Linked DNA regions of Homo sapiens: region 2 is linked to region 1. A link is a loop called in an ENCODE intact Hi-C map of the cell type or tissue named here. Cell type or tissue: dorsolateral prefrontal cortex. All regions are shown on one strand. Links, peaks and the distances in the headings refer to the core of each region. The heading gives the core; the rest is flanking DNA. Region 1 has its middle 100 kb from the start of LINC01923. Region 2 has its middle 170 kb from the start of LINC01923.

Region 1 (2,929 bases), core at 304-2,803:
AATAGGCCAAATGCATGCTAGACTTTATAATTACTTAAGTAACTGAAGAGATTAATAAGTCCACAAATCAATGAATTAATCAGAACCCAGTAGAATAATTGAAAATCTGGCTGCTAGTTGTCTGTCTTATTCTCAGGGTGCTGTGCAGTGGGAAGAAACAGTCTGAGTGGTCACAGTTCTTCTGGTGCTGATTAGAGCACTGCATTATATAGCCTTGGATTCTACTCAAAAGAATTCCTAGAGGAGAGAAAGCAGCCAAAGCTGATTCTAGGGAAAACATTTGGTTAATATAACCCCTAGGAAATCAGCAATCTCCTCCTACCCACAGTCTTAAAGAGTGTTTTGGGATTGTCATAAAGATAGAACAAAAGCCAAGCTACTGGGAGTTTTCTCACAGCTGCCAACCAAGCAGTGAGAAATGAGTCATTTGAGCTTGCCCTACCCTATTTGCTTTTGTCTAACAAAATTCTGACTTACTTACTGTTGATTGTTTCAATTTTTTCCCCGTATGTTTCTGAAGCATTCAGATGTGAAAGTGGAAAGTACTCTACTGGAATGAGATGCTGATGATAAAAAATTGGGGAGGAATTACAAATAGTTTAAGAGATGTTCTTAAAATGCAATTTGATCTTGATAAATGGGATACATAGGCTGAAATCAGTAAAAGGAAATTTAATAAAGTAGCTCATGTGAGGGAGGAGAAATAAAAGCATAGCATTCTACTGGGCAAAATCTATTCTCCATAAAACTGCCAAGCAAGCTTTTAGAGATTTGGCTATTAATGTAATGATTATGAATCGTGTGAGTGTGTTAAAATAACAATAGGTATATTGCTTTACATCAATAGAAATATCACAAATAAAATAATTTTAAAAGACTATTGTACCATACATGAAACAATTAAGTTGCTGCTGTAATTGAAGCAAGAAGAATAGCAGATTTCAAAAATAGCCCCCAAACAACTCGTCTTGGTAGACTGAATATTCTCTGATGCCCAGAAAAAGGTAAGAGGAAATCTCGTAATTGAGAATGGCATAACATCTCTCTACTGTCTACAGAAAATGCTGGAACTACCTTACTTGTAAAGATAGAAGAATTTTTCTCTTTAGCTTCTGTCTTTGTAGCAATACCTTTTCCTCTGCCTCAACTGTTATGTTGGAGATAGCTGTGTATTTTTATGGGAGCATTTTGTGACTGTCTTCAGGTCATTATAGAACTAATCAACTAATTTCTCCCCTATACTTCCACCCTGGCCATCAAGCCTGAGTGCAAACACCTACACTAATCATAAATGTGATTCATAAAATCCTCCTAACATTGATCTATTCATGGCTATTTTTATTTTTTTACAGTGTAGTAATCATCTATAAATCCACTTCATGAAACACAACCTGGAAACCTGCAATGATCTTCATCTGAACCCCAGGTTCCAGGATCCACTCCATCTTGTCATCACCCTGCATCTCTGACATGAGATGACCATCACCTAAAATTCCTTGTTCATCAATTCCTTTTTCTGATTTTACATAGTTTTATTGCATTTATTTAGAATCTTAAAAGTTTATTTTTGAGCATAATAAGGTATGTAATTGCTTGGGATTTACTTTTTAAATATATTTCCAAGATTGATCCACATTTCTGTGTTACTACAGTTCATCCATCTTCTGTATAATATTCCACTGCATAAATATGCCATAGTGTATTCATCTTCTCTTCTGTTGATGGATACTTGGTTTACTTCCAGGTTTTGGCTCCTGTAAACAATACTTCTATGAACATTCCGGTAGACTTATTCTACTAGAAAGTTTTTCTGGATCTTTTTTATAATCTTTCAGTCTCTAGTGTCTCTTATACTAAATTCACTTGTCCCTATCCTTGTCTCATATTCCCTTGCCACTACTGTTAGATAACTATATTCTCCTTTCCAGACTCTTCTAAGAGTGGTACATAACTGCCTCTACTGTCTCTACTTCCTCAGTTTGTATTCACTCTTCAACTCGTTATCTTCTTCCAAACTACCTTTGCTGAGATTATCAATTATTTCCATATTGCCAAATCCAATGAACGTTTTTCAGCAGTCTTATTAGAGCTGCTAACCATATTTGATGCAGTTGAGCATTCCTTTTGTCTTAGTCCATTGTGTGTTGCTGTAACAGAGTACCACAAACTGGGTAATTTATAAAGAAAATAGATTTATTTCTCATAGTTTTGAAGGCTGGGAAGTTTAATATCAAGGTGCTGGCATCTGATGAGGGCCTTCTTGCTGTCTCATCCCATGGTGGGAAGGTGGAAGGACAAGAGAGCACTGGCATGAGAGAGGGTGGAGAAGAGAGCTGAACTCCTCATTTAATTAGGAAAACACTCCCATGATAACTAACCCACTTCCACAATAATGGTATTAATCCATTCATGAGGGCAGAACCCTCATGATCTAATCACCTCTTAAAGGTCTTACCTTGCAACTCTGTTGCACTGGGGATTTAATTTCCAAACTATGTTTGGGCAATTTGAGCTCTTTCTTCTTCACTTACCACCTAATGATAAATAATGGAATTTATCAGAGGTCAGTTCTAGGTCTCTTTCTCTTTTCCCTTAATACTCTCCCATAGTTATGCCTGTTGTCTCAGCAAAATTCTTAATAGCATATCCTTTTTCTCTCAGAAGTGTCCTAGTTTTGATGGTAAATTATATATGCTCCTTACTTAGAGACCAGTGGTTTCCAGCTCATCCATGACTTATTTATCAAATCTTCTACCAATTATCTTTCCTTAGCTATTTTACAGGCACCTCAAACTCAATATTTCTAAAACTGAACTTTTGCTGTTTCTTTTAACACCCATTTCTCCCAGGTCTCCATCTCAGAAAAGGGTACCTCCACCACTTACTTGCTCAAGTGCTGAACCTTGGAGACTGTTTTTATGTGTGTGTA
Region 2 (2,929 bases), core at 145-2,644, 70 kb before region 1:
CATAATCACTCTGAACAGCACAATGTTCAGAATGTATTTTTCACAATGGCTGAAAAATACATTCTAGCTTGTGTCTGAGAACTAAGATGAGAATATGGATATTGGTGAACATCAACAGTCTCTGGCATAGTTCCTGGAATAACAGAGCAGAAGATGCACAGTTAGTAGTCACTTGGTTATAAATAATATGTAAAGTCATGAATGAAGAAGAGATTGCCAACATAAAATATGCAGAATGAGAAGGGGGTTTAGGGCAACAATGCTGAGAATTACTAACCTAAGGAATGAACAAAGGAAGAGAACTCACAAAGGAAACTGAAAAGAAAGGCCAGAGATGTAGGAGAGTAGTCACAGAATTGAAAGGAAGAGAGTATTTCCAGAAAGTGGAAATGATCCTCAAGGTGAAAGGATTCTATGAAGTGTAAGGTGTGGGTTAAGGAGGATATTCCTGCTTTGAGGAAGAACTATCAGGGTTGAAAACTATATTTCAGTAGGTAGAGGAATGTTTGGGAGATTATAGGATACGAGTAGTAAGACTATTAAACTCTTTCTAAAAGATACAAGCAGCAAACACAGGATATAATTTTTTTAAAATAATATACCACTCACAGAATTAAATACTTAGTAATAAATCTAACAAAGGACAAAGGATTTTAGATTTTGTAACAGAATATTTTTGTTTACCATATAGGGAATATATATATATTCACTGTACCAAAACCCAAAACCCAAAGTATTAAAAGAAATATAAAAACAGAATGTGTCTTTCTATATATTTATAAATTATATATATTTATAAATATCTATATTTACAATATTTATAATATATTTATAAATATCTATATTTACAATATTTATAATATTGTAAATTTATGCATTAAATTATACATATTTATACAGTACACATTTATAAATATCTATATATCTACTTTTAACACCATGGGAATGACATTATACATTTTTTTTACAAGCCATTTCTTCTACTCATAGCATTGCAGACATCTATGGCAGGAACTGCTTGTGGCATAGCCAAAGGCCGTTTCTCCCTTTCACCCTTGATAGGGAATTCTGATTTGGTTCAGATACTCATCTCTCTACCACAGGAACATGTGTTTCACCAAGCTATTTGTGACAATTTTATTGTTTTTTCCAGGGACTGATTTAGGAATGAGTGTTTGCAATGTCAATGAGAGATGAAGGGAAGTCAATTAGAAAGTGTAGAAAAGGTTTTCTTTCTCCTAAAATGTGACGCAAGTCTAGGCATAGTGGTGTGTGCTTGTAGTCCCTGCTACTTGGAAGCGAGGGAGAATTCTTTAACTCAGGAATTTGAGACCAGCCTGGGCAACATAGCAAGACCCCCATCTCTAAAATAAAAATAAAAAATTAAAAGTGACAACCCCTTTTCTTCTGGACACAGCTATACTGGCATGTGACAACTGGAACTCTAGCAGCTACCTTGTAACATGAGGAGAGCCAGCCTCAGGACAGATTGTTGTGCTGCTGTTGACTCCTTGGAAACATGAATAGAAGCTGGATTTCTTTTTTTTTTTTTTTTTTTTGAGAGGGTCTCATTCTGTTGCCTAAGCTGGAGTGCAGTGGCATGATTACAGCTTACAGCAGTCTTGACTGCCTGGGCTAAAGTGATCTTCCCAGCTCAGTCTCCCGAGGTGCTGGAACTATCAGCATGCACCACCATGCCTGGCTAATTTTTTTCTATTTCTTTTGTAGAGACGGGGTCTCACTTTGTTGCCCAGGCTGGTCCTAGATGATCTTCCTGCCTCGACCTCCCAAAGTGCTGGGGTTACAGGCATGAACCACCATGCCTGGCCTGGAATTTTTTTTTTTTTTTTTTTTTAACTATAGCTCCTCTCCTTAGGAACTCCTTATATGAGAATTTTTTATTTTACATGTCTTATTGATTTGGGAATTTTTCTGTTATTTGCATCCAAAACACTAACAATATAACATATTTTCATATCAATTCAGAGATTTAACTATTTGCTTTAATTGCTGTGTGGTGTTTCACTGTGTGAATGGCTCATTACCTATTCATCCACCCAATCTTTCACCCATTCAGCATATGCTGTGGGCCAATCACTGGGGATAAAGCAGTGAACAAAACTGACTTTGTATCAACCCTCTTGGAGCTTTTTATTATTTATGTACTATATGCTAACCATGGGGAAAATGACATGTAGGACATAAAATGAACTAAAATATTTGTAATCCTTCTGTATTCCAATTTAACCCGCCCTCTCTGTTTTTAGGTCTTCTAGTAGTTATCATAATTTTCACATGTTTATACCTCTATGTCTTGAGCAAACGGTTGTTTGAGGTCTGAATAATCAAGGCAGGTTTTCTTGGACAGTACATACACAAGTGAGAAGCAGGTGGGCAGGCTGGGACCACCACAAGCATCAAGGTACAGAGGACATTGGCAGTGTTTCATTACTGGGTAGAGCTACGTTTGCCTCTTTCTGCACCCCCTACCCCATGTCTACTAGAGTGGTCCTAGTAGACATGAGGGAGAATGAGAAGGACAGCACAGTTACCTCCAGCTCTGCATTTTTTCTCTTTCTCTTTTAAGCACTCATAACTGTCAATAGAATGACCATAAGCAGGCAAGTGAATATGAAAAGAATATATAATTTTATTGTTCAATAAACAGATAGTGGTGAAATAAAGTTTTGCAATAAAGAAGCCCAGAATTCTACCCAAATGGAACAGCAAACACTGGTAAAGGTAAAACTTGACAGATACCTTGCATATTGACTTGGTTGGCAAAATACATTTTAACTAAAAGGTGTGGACTTAGGTTTGCTCATTGACATCACAGATTGTGAATAACTATGAGAAAAGGGCTCATAGTATTCACCTGTGGCTTAAGTAGACTCATCCTGTAATTTACCTCAGATCCCATGTCCTGGCC

What was found. Hi-C counts contacts between places; a loop is a spot of excess contacts. Peaks named below come from ENCODE experiments on the same cell type or tissue, not always from the same donor. Only the 100,000 strongest peaks of a DNase experiment are listed, where the experiment ranks them.
Region 2: it touches region 1 in a loop (2.4-fold over the local background); 1 of 110 quality-filtered maps calls a loop at or near these places.

What each region holds. Positions count from the first base shown.
Region 1 is chr2:198,273,500-198,276,428 of GRCh38, forward strand. No RefSeq gene overlaps it. Among named protein-coding and RNA genes, the nearest start is that of LINC01923, 100 kb to the right of the region's middle. In dorsolateral prefrontal cortex, for the core only: no CTCF peak of the experiment used is centred there; no DNase peak of the experiment used is centred there; H3K27ac peaks cover 542 bases.
Region 2 is chr2:198,203,733-198,206,661 of GRCh38, forward strand. No RefSeq gene overlaps it. Among named protein-coding and RNA genes, the nearest start is that of LINC01923, 170 kb to the right of the region's middle. In dorsolateral prefrontal cortex, for the core only: no CTCF peak of the experiment used is centred there; no DNase peak of the experiment used is centred there; H3K4me3 peaks cover 183 bases; H3K27ac peaks cover 389 bases.